Regions from separate parts of the Homo sapiens genome. Here all the other regions are linked to region 1. Evidence: chromatin contacts called from ENCODE Hi-C data. All regions are on one chromosome and are shown on one strand. Each heading gives the region's core, a stretch centred on a gene start or an enhancer-like site at or near the end of the contact. The rest is flanking DNA. Distances are from core to core; before and after follow the strand shown. Region 1 holds the start of PRDX6 (peroxiredoxin 6). Region 2 holds the start of KIAA0040. Region 3 overlaps RABGAP1L (RAB GTPase activating protein 1 like).

What was found. Hi-C counts contacts between places; a loop is a spot of excess contacts on that map. Pooled maps may share reads with other maps.
Region 2: a loop to region 1 is called in a pooled map, with 7 times the contacts of the local background. The contact joins the promoter of KIAA0040 here to the promoter of PRDX6 in region 1. A Hi-C loop is called at or near these places in 11 of 50 pooled maps.
Region 3: a loop to region 1 is called in a pooled map, with 5 times the contacts of the local background. The contact joins the enhancer-like site here to the promoter of PRDX6 in region 1. A Hi-C loop is called at or near these places in 4 of 50 pooled maps.

The regions. Positions count from the first base shown.
Region 1 is chr1:173,475,887-173,478,999 of GRCh38, reverse strand. PRDX6 (peroxiredoxin 6) reads right to left here and starts at 1,665. Exons shown (of 5, transcript NM_004905.3): 1 at 1,508-1,665. The coding sequence starts at 1,602. LOC100506023 (a long non-coding RNA gene) reads left to right here and starts at 1,845. Exons shown (of 3, transcript NR_037845.1): 1 at 1,845-2,368. RefSeq lists enhancers at 1,467-1,626, 2,124-2,660 and a silencer at 1,697-1,866.
Region 2 is chr1:175,191,343-175,194,455 of GRCh38, reverse strand. It overlaps KIAA0040, which reads left to right and starts at 1,680. Exons shown (of 4, transcript NM_014656.3): 1 at 1,680-1,816. RefSeq lists enhancers at 1,018-1,127, 1,848-1,997, 2,238-2,287, 2,428-2,477.
Region 3 is chr1:174,966,771-174,969,883 of GRCh38, reverse strand. RABGAP1L (RAB GTPase activating protein 1 like) reads right to left here. Exons shown (of 26, transcript NM_001366446.1): 21 at 497-607. Among named protein-coding and RNA genes, the nearest start is that of RABGAP1L-AS1, 14 kb to the right of the region's middle. Within about 2 kb of position 1,608, at least 8 of the 41 ENCODE cell types and tissues checked have a DNase peak (open chromatin) inside an H3K27ac peak, as active enhancers do.

The sequences.
Region 1 (3,113 bases), core at 416-2,915:
AACTCTAAAAATCCCAAGGATTGCTGGAGAAATATTACTACCTAGATCCTAAGTATAAGAATGGCCATAAGCTGTATTTCTAAAGTATTTTTCTGCATTCAAGGTTTGAATATTCCATTTCTCAACCTTTTTCTGGCCTAGTCCTATCTTTCACAAAGCTTAACTTTTCCCTATTCAGTGGCTGGAAAAGGGACTTAAGAGGTTATAAAGGGTTGGATAGGCATATGATGTGTAAGAATCTGTCCCTGGTTCTCTGCACAGCCCTGTCCAATCACTGATTAATTTCATAAGCCTGTCTCCCTGGATACTGTATATAAAAAGGATATAATCTGGGGAAGAACTGTTGTCAAGCCTTGGAGCCCCACAGTGTAGTGGGACCACTAGTACTCCAGAACCATAATATAACTAGACATGCCTGGAATGCTTCTGATGAAAACTAAGCAACTTCCAGTTTGCTGATTCAGGAGCTGTTAAAAAAAAAAAAGGGCAACACCGATTTACTACTCCTATCCATAATGGTAAAACTGCCAAGTCAGATCACAGGTCATCAATTTGGCTATCATCAGCAAGCTCATGTGCTAGAAGCAAGGTAGAAAGCGGAGGGGACAGTGAGGGGCAAGCCACTGGAAAACAAGAGAGTCTCAAAGTTGGGGAGTACACGTGTCCTGGAGCCTGGAACGGCCATCACTAGCAAGAATAGGCCACTCCAGCGGAACAGCGTCAGAAAGTCCTTCCCTCCAAGTGTTGCAAGTTCTGGAATCTCTGAAGGCACACCTACGCAGAGTGTTCTTGGCTCTTCCTAAAGCTGTTATCAAATCATATCTTGGCCATTGGAGGCGGCTCTGGACAAAAAGTCTTTCGGCCACCTACTTGGCAGCTAGTGGTTTTAAATTTCACATTTTGTGCCCAGAAGCCTGCAAATACCACTGCACCCTCAGATGATACGTTGGCCTTCCTGTAACCTATAGCCAGCAGCTGTGTCCTCCGACTTTGGCTTTAGACACCCATCCTCCCCAGGGAGCAAATTCCAGAACGGAGGGTGGGAGGGCGGTGCGACCCTGGGCACTAGTCCGGGGAAGTGATCGTCAATGCCGCCCCGCCCCTGCGCCCTCGGCCTGACCACGCTACCTGCACAGTTTACTAAGACGAGTTAAATGGACAACAAACCCTCCCGCGGGCGGTGAGTTTCCAGAACCCGCAGAACACAATTTTATCCTCCCCACCCCCCACCTTGGCGTGGCCTTGCCCAGCCACGCCGGAGGCGGGGAGGCCAGGAGGGATCGAGTGGCCCGCGCAGGGCAGGCCGAACGGGTGCCAGCTCCCAGCAGCGCAGCCGACGCTGAGCAGAGGCCACACGGCCTGGCGCGCGCCGGAACCAGTGCGGGGGAAGGCGAGGGCGGCGCAGGGGGCTGAGCGGCCGGGAGGACGGCAGGGAGAAGAAACAGGGAAGGCACCTCCGAGTCCGGCGCAACCGAGGCCAGGACAGGGCTACGCGGTGGCCACTTACGAGTCTCCCAGAAAGTCGTGGAAACGGATGCGGCCGACGGTGGTATTGGCCTCAAAGTTGGGAGCCACGTCCCCGAGAAGCAGACCTCCGGGCATGGCGACGGTGATGAGGGGGCGCCGCTGGGACAGCAAGCAACCGGTTGGTTCTGGCGAAGAAGCAGCCTGTCCCAGCGCGCGGAGGAATAAACGAAGGCGCGAGGGGCGGGGACTGGGGCGGCGGGGGCGGGGCCGCGGGAGGCCGGCCGCTGGGGGCCGGGCCGCGGGGGCTGGGCTGGGCGCGGGGCGGGGCGGGGCTGGGCGCGGGGCGGGGCTGGGCCGGGCCGGGCTGGGGCCGGGACGCGGCGCGAGCTGGACTACCGCGGTCGCTGTTGGTGGCGCCGCCGGGCCTGCGACTAGGTGGCATCCTTCAGACACTATAGGCCGTCTCTGCACACGTGATGCGGGGCTCGGTCACGTTGCCCCCTGGAAGCTTGAGGATGCGCCAGGTTTGACTCTGCAGGGCGTACGCGCTTTAGGGATGGAAGGAAGAGGAACGCGGCAGGAAGGCGAGCCCCAAGGTGGAGAATCGCCTGGGCGCGCAGGCTGCGGCGGCTTCGCACAGCCGCCCTGGGCGCTGCACGGGTCCGCGCGCACCCTGCTGCGCACCCACTCGCGGCCAGCTCCCTACAGAGGAGTGGAGTGACTGCTCGACTACCACCCCTCTTTTAGTGTGAGCGTCTGGAGTCCTGACCGCCCCAGCCAGCCCAGCTACGATGAACTGTCTAAGAGGATGTGGCAAGACCCAGAAGTATGGGTGACCTTATGTCAGAGGAAGTGGCTTTCTTATTGCAGCAAAAATTCCCGTACCAATGTCAGTGCTAGGGTAATGTAACTAAACTTTTATTTATTTTTATTCTGCCCTCCCCTTTCTGTTTGTTATGAACCATAAAATATTCAACACAATTATCTTGAAATCTAAATATAAAATTTAAAACATACTCTTTGAGACCTACTGTGTGCAGGTCAACTCTGTCACCCAGGGAGGTGGGCGGCTTAGATTCATTTATTTGCTATGAGCCAAGTACAAGGTAGATAAGATGCCTGTCCTCTTGGAGCTTTCCTTCTTGTGAAGGGAAACCGGTGACAGACAATAAGCACACAAACCAAAATATGTTAGACAGCAATCAGTCGTATTCAGAGAACTAAAATAGGGTTATGTGCCTAGAGGGTGACTGGGGGGCTGCTTTGGTTTGGGTGGTCTGGTCTGGGAAAGCCACCAGGATAATGTAGGTAAACTAGTCAGCTCACGGTAGGTGCTCTGGAAATGGTAGCTATCGTTTGGATGATGACACTGGCTCATGCAGTAACTCTTGCTTTGCCTGCTGTGTGCTGGACACTGTGCCAGGCCATACAGTGGAGAAACACAGTCCCTGCTGTTACAGGGAAGGCATATTTATATGCAATTATAATAAAATGTAGGGTAAATTCTGATGGGGGAAGGTGTAAATGATTGGAGTTCAGAGATGAGAAAAATCCTCTGGATGGGGCTGGCAGGTTTAAGGCAGGGGCATGGCAATGTTGAGAGTAGTGACTCACATACTGTGATTTGCGTTTTCATCACAGTGATG
Region 2 (3,113 bases), core at 431-2,930, 1.7 Mb before region 1:
CTGTACAATGAGGATAATACTACCTCTCATAAATGTGTTGTGAAAGGTTGAATGATACACTGTGTGTAAACCTCCAGGCAGGAGATCCCCATTCCCAAATTTTCAGGCCAGCATTCAAGGCCTTACTATCATCCATCCCAGGCCTGTCTTCCTCATGGCCCTGTTAGACTCTATACTCTGGCCTTAGGCTCCAGGAGTTTTAGAGGAACCTACATAGGTACATAGGTACATTGTACATAGGTAGACAACTGCAGGCTCAAAGTGTCATTACAGATTTGAGCTTCTCCCGGCTTGTGAATCTAGTCTTCCTCTGTAAAAAATAAATAAATAAATAAATAAATAACTTATTTTCCTCTTTTTCTAGCCATTTTTGGCGTTTCAGGCTGGATGGTGGGTTTTCTCTTTGGCCTTTCAACTCAGAGCCACGTGGTTTCTCCTGAATAAACAGAAAGGAATCTCTTGAATCTCAGTTGTGACAGTTGGTTGCAGCAGTCATTTTAATGCCCACTTGGAGAAGCCAAAGGACACCCATACTCAGGCACAGTCGATGGAGGGCAAGTCCTGGTTCAGCACCTGGCACCTGGTACCTGTGTACCTGGCAAATACAGTCGAGGGAACAGCATTTCAGGCCCTTGTCAGGGAGGACCTCCCAGGATGACACTGAGGAGGCCCCTGAAATGATCCACAGCCAGGTCCTGGCATCCCCCTCTTTTCCCACCCACAGTATCCCTGGAGGCACTGAACAAGCTCTGAATCATCAGAGCTTTGTGTCTGGAGTCCCCTATTCAAAGGGGCGCAGGTCTTTTCATTTCCTAGCATCCCATGTGCTCGGAACTAGAGCCAAGAGATCTGAATAGAAAGTAGATGGAGAGCAGCTGAGGATGAGAGGGAAGAACCCCTGAGAACTTTTTGAAGTCAGCTTTCCCCTCCGTCATTTGCTTGTGACAGACAGCTCCTGGGGCGCAGTTTTCCTTAGCGCCTCCAGGCAGCAGAGACAAAGACTCTTCTGAGATGTCACCTGCACCCCTTGGAGCAACCGGCGTTGGCTAGAGGGGACTGTCATGCTCATTTGTCCCGATAAGACATCGGAGCCTTCACCCAACCTGCCGCATGGTATCCCTCTCCAACGCCTCCCACCCCTTCCAGGAAGGCCCTCTATTTAGGCAGCTGTTTTCCCTGAAGCCGGGTTTGCCCGGAGTTCTGTGTCCCATTCCTGGAACACTGGTGCGTCTGTGAGAGACACCGGGGCTGGCTCCGCAGCCGCTGTGTCCTGAAGGAGGCGTGTTCCGGGACTGAGGGGGCAAGGACACGTAATGGCGGGGGGCGGGGAGTGGGGAGCCACCGGCGGGAAGACGGGGAGGGAGGGCGCGTCTGGGGCGTGTGCGCCCAAGGCCAGAGGCACCCGAGGTGGGCTGGCCCAGGGTGGAAAGCCTGGGCCGAGCCCCTGGAGCGGGCGGAACGGCGAGCCAGATTCAGGAAGTTGTGCCTGTGACATCAGGGGCAGGACAGAGTTGGAGCGAAACCTCAACTATGCCAGGCGTCGGCCCGTAGGAAGGCAGGGAACACAGAGGGCGCTGCCCTCGGCGGCAGCGGCAGGTACGCGCGGGGGTGGAGCGGGGCGGGGCGGGGCGGGGCGGGCGGCTCCCACGACCTTGGCCGGCGCCGGGGCCCTACACGCCAGACCTGGCTCGGGGTGGGAGTGCAGAGGCAACCAAAAAGGAACCCACACCTCCCTCCAGGGCCCGGGGCGCTGTCAGACGGGGCAGCAACCAGGAGATTCCCTGGGCCTGCAGGAAGCCCTTCCGCGGACCGAAAGGTGAGTTTCAGGACTTTCTGTTATGTTTTTTAAAAATACATTTTTAAGCGCCCTCTGTTTGGAAGAAGACGCCCAGTCACTCCTGTCTTTAGAAGGATGAGACCTGCCCCAGAGATACAAGGAATTATTCCTAAGTAGCCTCTTGCGCCTTCACAACTTTAGTTCTGGTGTGTTTCCCTCCTTCGCGAGGACTCTCAGGAGTCTTCCTCTCTGCGCCTGGGCTGAGTCCACATGAACTCCTCGGAGGTCGGCGGTGGAGTTACCTTACTCCAGCTGCCGGTAGGAGCGCTTTGAAGGGGACACATGGAAATTCTGTTTTTTACTGAGAAAGCTAAGGCCTGAGACCCTCCGGAAAGCATCGCGGGCTTAGGTGTTTCTAAACCATTCTAGGTGAAGCCAGATTTTCTCTGGAGCTAAGGAACTAGCCAAAACGAAAATATGGCGTGGAGCCAGGGGCGGAGAGGAAACCTGTTTGCTATTCTGAGAGTTTCCAGGGAGCTTGCTGTGACACAGATTACTTCCTAACTTCTTTGACTCTCAGTGGTCCCACCCCCAGACCCCCCATCCCACCCATGAAGGTAGAGTGGGGGACATAATAGGACCTGTTTCCCTAACATTCTGAAGAGCTTTACGGGATTCATCATATGATAATAGAGTTAAGTAAACTATAGATGATAGCTAGTGGGAAGACCAGTCCTGCCTAACCGAAAGGGAAACTGAAGCACAGACAAGCACTCACCCTAATTTAACAGAACACCGGCAGCCAGCATGCCATGCTACTTAGCGGGATTGTGCCACCGATTGCGTTATACGAGGAAGGGAAGGAAAAGACCACTGGAGCATCTTGGAAGCTCCTCCCTTCTAAAGCAGTTGCATTTCATTTGCTCAGCTACAGCTCATAAGGACCTGAAGCTAATTTTAAGGAACCCTCATTCTGAAGTTCTGTTAGATAATGGGAGAGCCTTGAGTTACAAAGAGCAGGACTTAAACATAGCATTGATGCAACCTGTTCCTAACCCTTTTGCAAATGGTTTGCAAGTTCTATCTAAAGACTTCTGCAAGCGTCTTACCAGCCTTTAAACTGGTTCAGTTGCATCAACCACTTAGTCTGATGTGCCTGCCCTTCACCCAGTGCTGGGCTGGAGAGGCAGCTGTACAGGAAAATCTGACCAAGTCTTTCCTTTTGTCTGAAATTCTGCCTCTCTGTCCCCATCCCAGATACAATTTTAGGAAAGAGATGCGTTGTAAAACAAAAGTTTCTTTGGCCTCCATGCATTGTCAATATTTGGCCTGTGAA
Region 3 (3,113 bases), core at 359-2,858, 1.5 Mb before region 1:
TATGGTTCACAGTGGTGGTGCCAGCATTCACAATCAGGCAGTCTGGCTCTCAGCCACTCAGATGCCTATCAATCTAACAATCCAACTCTTAATGTAGGTACTTCATGTAAAAGTTCACATTTATTATGGAGAATAATTCTTACTGGAACAAAAAGTAAGGCATCTACTGTTAGAGTGGCATTAGTACAGGCATATTCTTGGTGACTGATGTTCTCAGATAATTATGCTGACAGCCATTGGTTCAGGAAAGGTATCAACAAAGACATAACAGAGTTTAGAGGTATAAAGAAAGTATGTCACACATGCTATTTAGAAATGACCCAAACCTTTCTCAAAGGCTTATGTTTTCCATGGTCTCCAATTAACAGACTGTCCCTGCCACTTGTCCATTCCTCAAGAACAAAGTCAAGAACAAAGCAAGTTTGTGGGGGCGGTGATGAGGGCAAATCGGTCTTTGCCCTGAGGAAGTCATCACAGTCTCATTTCTAAGGATTACCTGATCCAAGTCATTCCGTAGAGCAATTTTGCTTGTTACTAGTTCATGGGCAAGGTCATCATTCTCTTGTTCCAACCTCATGCTGGCCTCCTGTAATCTTCGGTTCTCCCTCTGCAGAAGAACAATAGCCAGAGGTGGGCATTAGTGTCTGGACATACAGAAACGAACAGAACTGGTGAGGAAAAACAAGCAACAAAGTGAACTTTCAAAGGTGTAAAAAGGAGAAGGCGCAAGTGGCACAGGAAGGCAGGATTGCTGTCTGGGAAACAACAGTGAGTTTAGCTAGCAATGCAGATGCGGTTCTCTACCCGGTGAAACTGGTCCCTTAAACTCTCAAGATGGAACTTCATTATAAAAAATGTGCCACAAAGAACAAACTTTCTGAGCATATCCCCCCCAATCCTGTGAGGTTTTTACATAGATCTAGAACACAGACACAAACAATTCTTTATTTGAAACATGCACGGTAGTCTCACCCTTGACCTCAAGAGAAACCACAAGACACAGTAGGAATGAAACAGGGGAAAACCACCAGACATTTCTTCAAATTGTTTTTCTAAGACAGGGTTCATATTGAGTATATTTAAGAGCTCTAAATCAAGAATCATGACACATGGGTTCATGACTTTGCTAACAGCTGACATTTTTATTCTTTGAGTAAGAATATATTTACTTTTCTGAACACCTATTTTTGTGTGAGAGCAACAGTCATAAGATATCTAGTTTTTTTGTTTTTTAAAAAATTTCAGATTAAAACATTCTGGGTAAAATAAATTACTGAGGATTTCTGCTCCCAACCTTGAAAAATCTGAAACAAAGTTACATGATAAAAAAACAAACAAAAAAACGAAACAAACAAACAAACAAAAAGAAAGAAAAAAAAAAAACCAAGTCACTAATTCTTATGAAGCAAGGCCTTTCCTTAACTAAACACTATGAACTTGGTATGTTCACAACTATTTTCAGAATAGCTATTTCATGTCTTCCATTCCAAAGTATCAAAATTGCTTTCTTTGCTACTGTTAACAGTTATAGGAGATTCAAAAGAGAGCTGACAGGAAAGACTAATGTCATGAGACCTTCCTGTTTTTCAGATTTACACGTCTAACAGTGTTTTCTGCAAAGGTGGCAAAAACTCAGACAAAGCAGTGACAAAAAACTAGAAGACAAATATATGTTTTGGAAGATAGTTTATCATAGCATACCAGGTAATGTGAAGTTAATTGTATCTTCTATATAACAACCTGGTGTTTGTTATATTGAAAGAGAAGACAATTTCTTTCTTTTTCCTGTTTTTTAAAACAAGGGCTAAGAAACACATGGTAAGGGCAAAGTCTGAGGCTTTCACAGAGGCAGAGGATCCATAAACAGGGAAGGCTGTCAGAGAAGTTAAAGGACAAAACCGCACCTTGATTATACCAGCCACCAGGGCCCATTTCTGTCTTTTTTTTTTTTTTTGGAAAAAAATAAGAATAGTTGGAGAATGTTAAAACATTATTGAAAAACATATCGACTAAAAAAGATAAAAACAATCCCAAATCACTTTAATACTTTAAATAAATTCACAATAGAATTCTACTCAGTGTTAAAATACTGGAGAAGGCTGGGTGCAGTGGCTCATGACTGTAATCTCAATACTTTGGGAGCCTGAGACCGGAGGATTGCTTGAGCCCAGGAATTCAAGACCAGCCTCAGCAACATGGCAATACCCCATCTCTACAAAAAAATTTTTAAAAATTAGCTGGGTACAGCTGGGCACAGTGGCTCATGTCTGTAATCCCAGCACTTTGGGTGGCTGAGGTGGGTGGACCACTTGAGGTCAGTTCAAGACCAGCCTGGCCAACATGGTGAAACCTCATCTCCACTAAAACAAAACACAAAAATTAGATGGGTGTGGTGATACACACCTGTAATCTCAGCTACTCGGGAGGCTGAGGCAGGAGAATTGCTTGAACCTGAAAGGCAGAGCTTGCAGTGAGCCAGAATTGCACCACTGCACTTCAGCCTAGGTGACAGAGTTAGTGAGACTCCATCTCAAAAAAAAAAAAAAAAAAAAATTAGCTGGGTGGTGTGGTGTGCACACATGATCCCAGCTACTGGGGAGGCTGAGGTTGGAGAATCACTTGAACCCAGGAAGTCAAGGCTGCAGTGAACTATGATCATGCCACTGCACTCTAGCCTGGGTGACAGAGTGAGAACCTGTGTCAAAAAAAAAAAAAAGAAAGAAAGAAAATATAATAACAGGAAATGCTTACGCTGCCTTCCTTGTAGGGGGGAAAAAAACCCCAATAAATAATTGGAGAATCTCATTGTAACAATATAAACAACCAATATTAACTGTAGGTAGTGAATTTTCTTTATTGTTGTCCTTGTTCTTTTAAAAATGTTTTCAAGTTTTCTACAATGAATATATATTTGTAATAGGATTTAAAAAATAGTTTTATTAAGAAAAAAAGGAATTCAGAATTTTAATTCCATTGGAAGGGATAAGATGCCAAAATGAGAAAAAAAAATTTAAGTCCACTTCTGTTAGAAGGTCATATTCTACACAAAACCATATTGGATCCTCCTTTTTGACCAAGATATAATGTAACCCCTCAGAAGTGGTGCCTTGTGA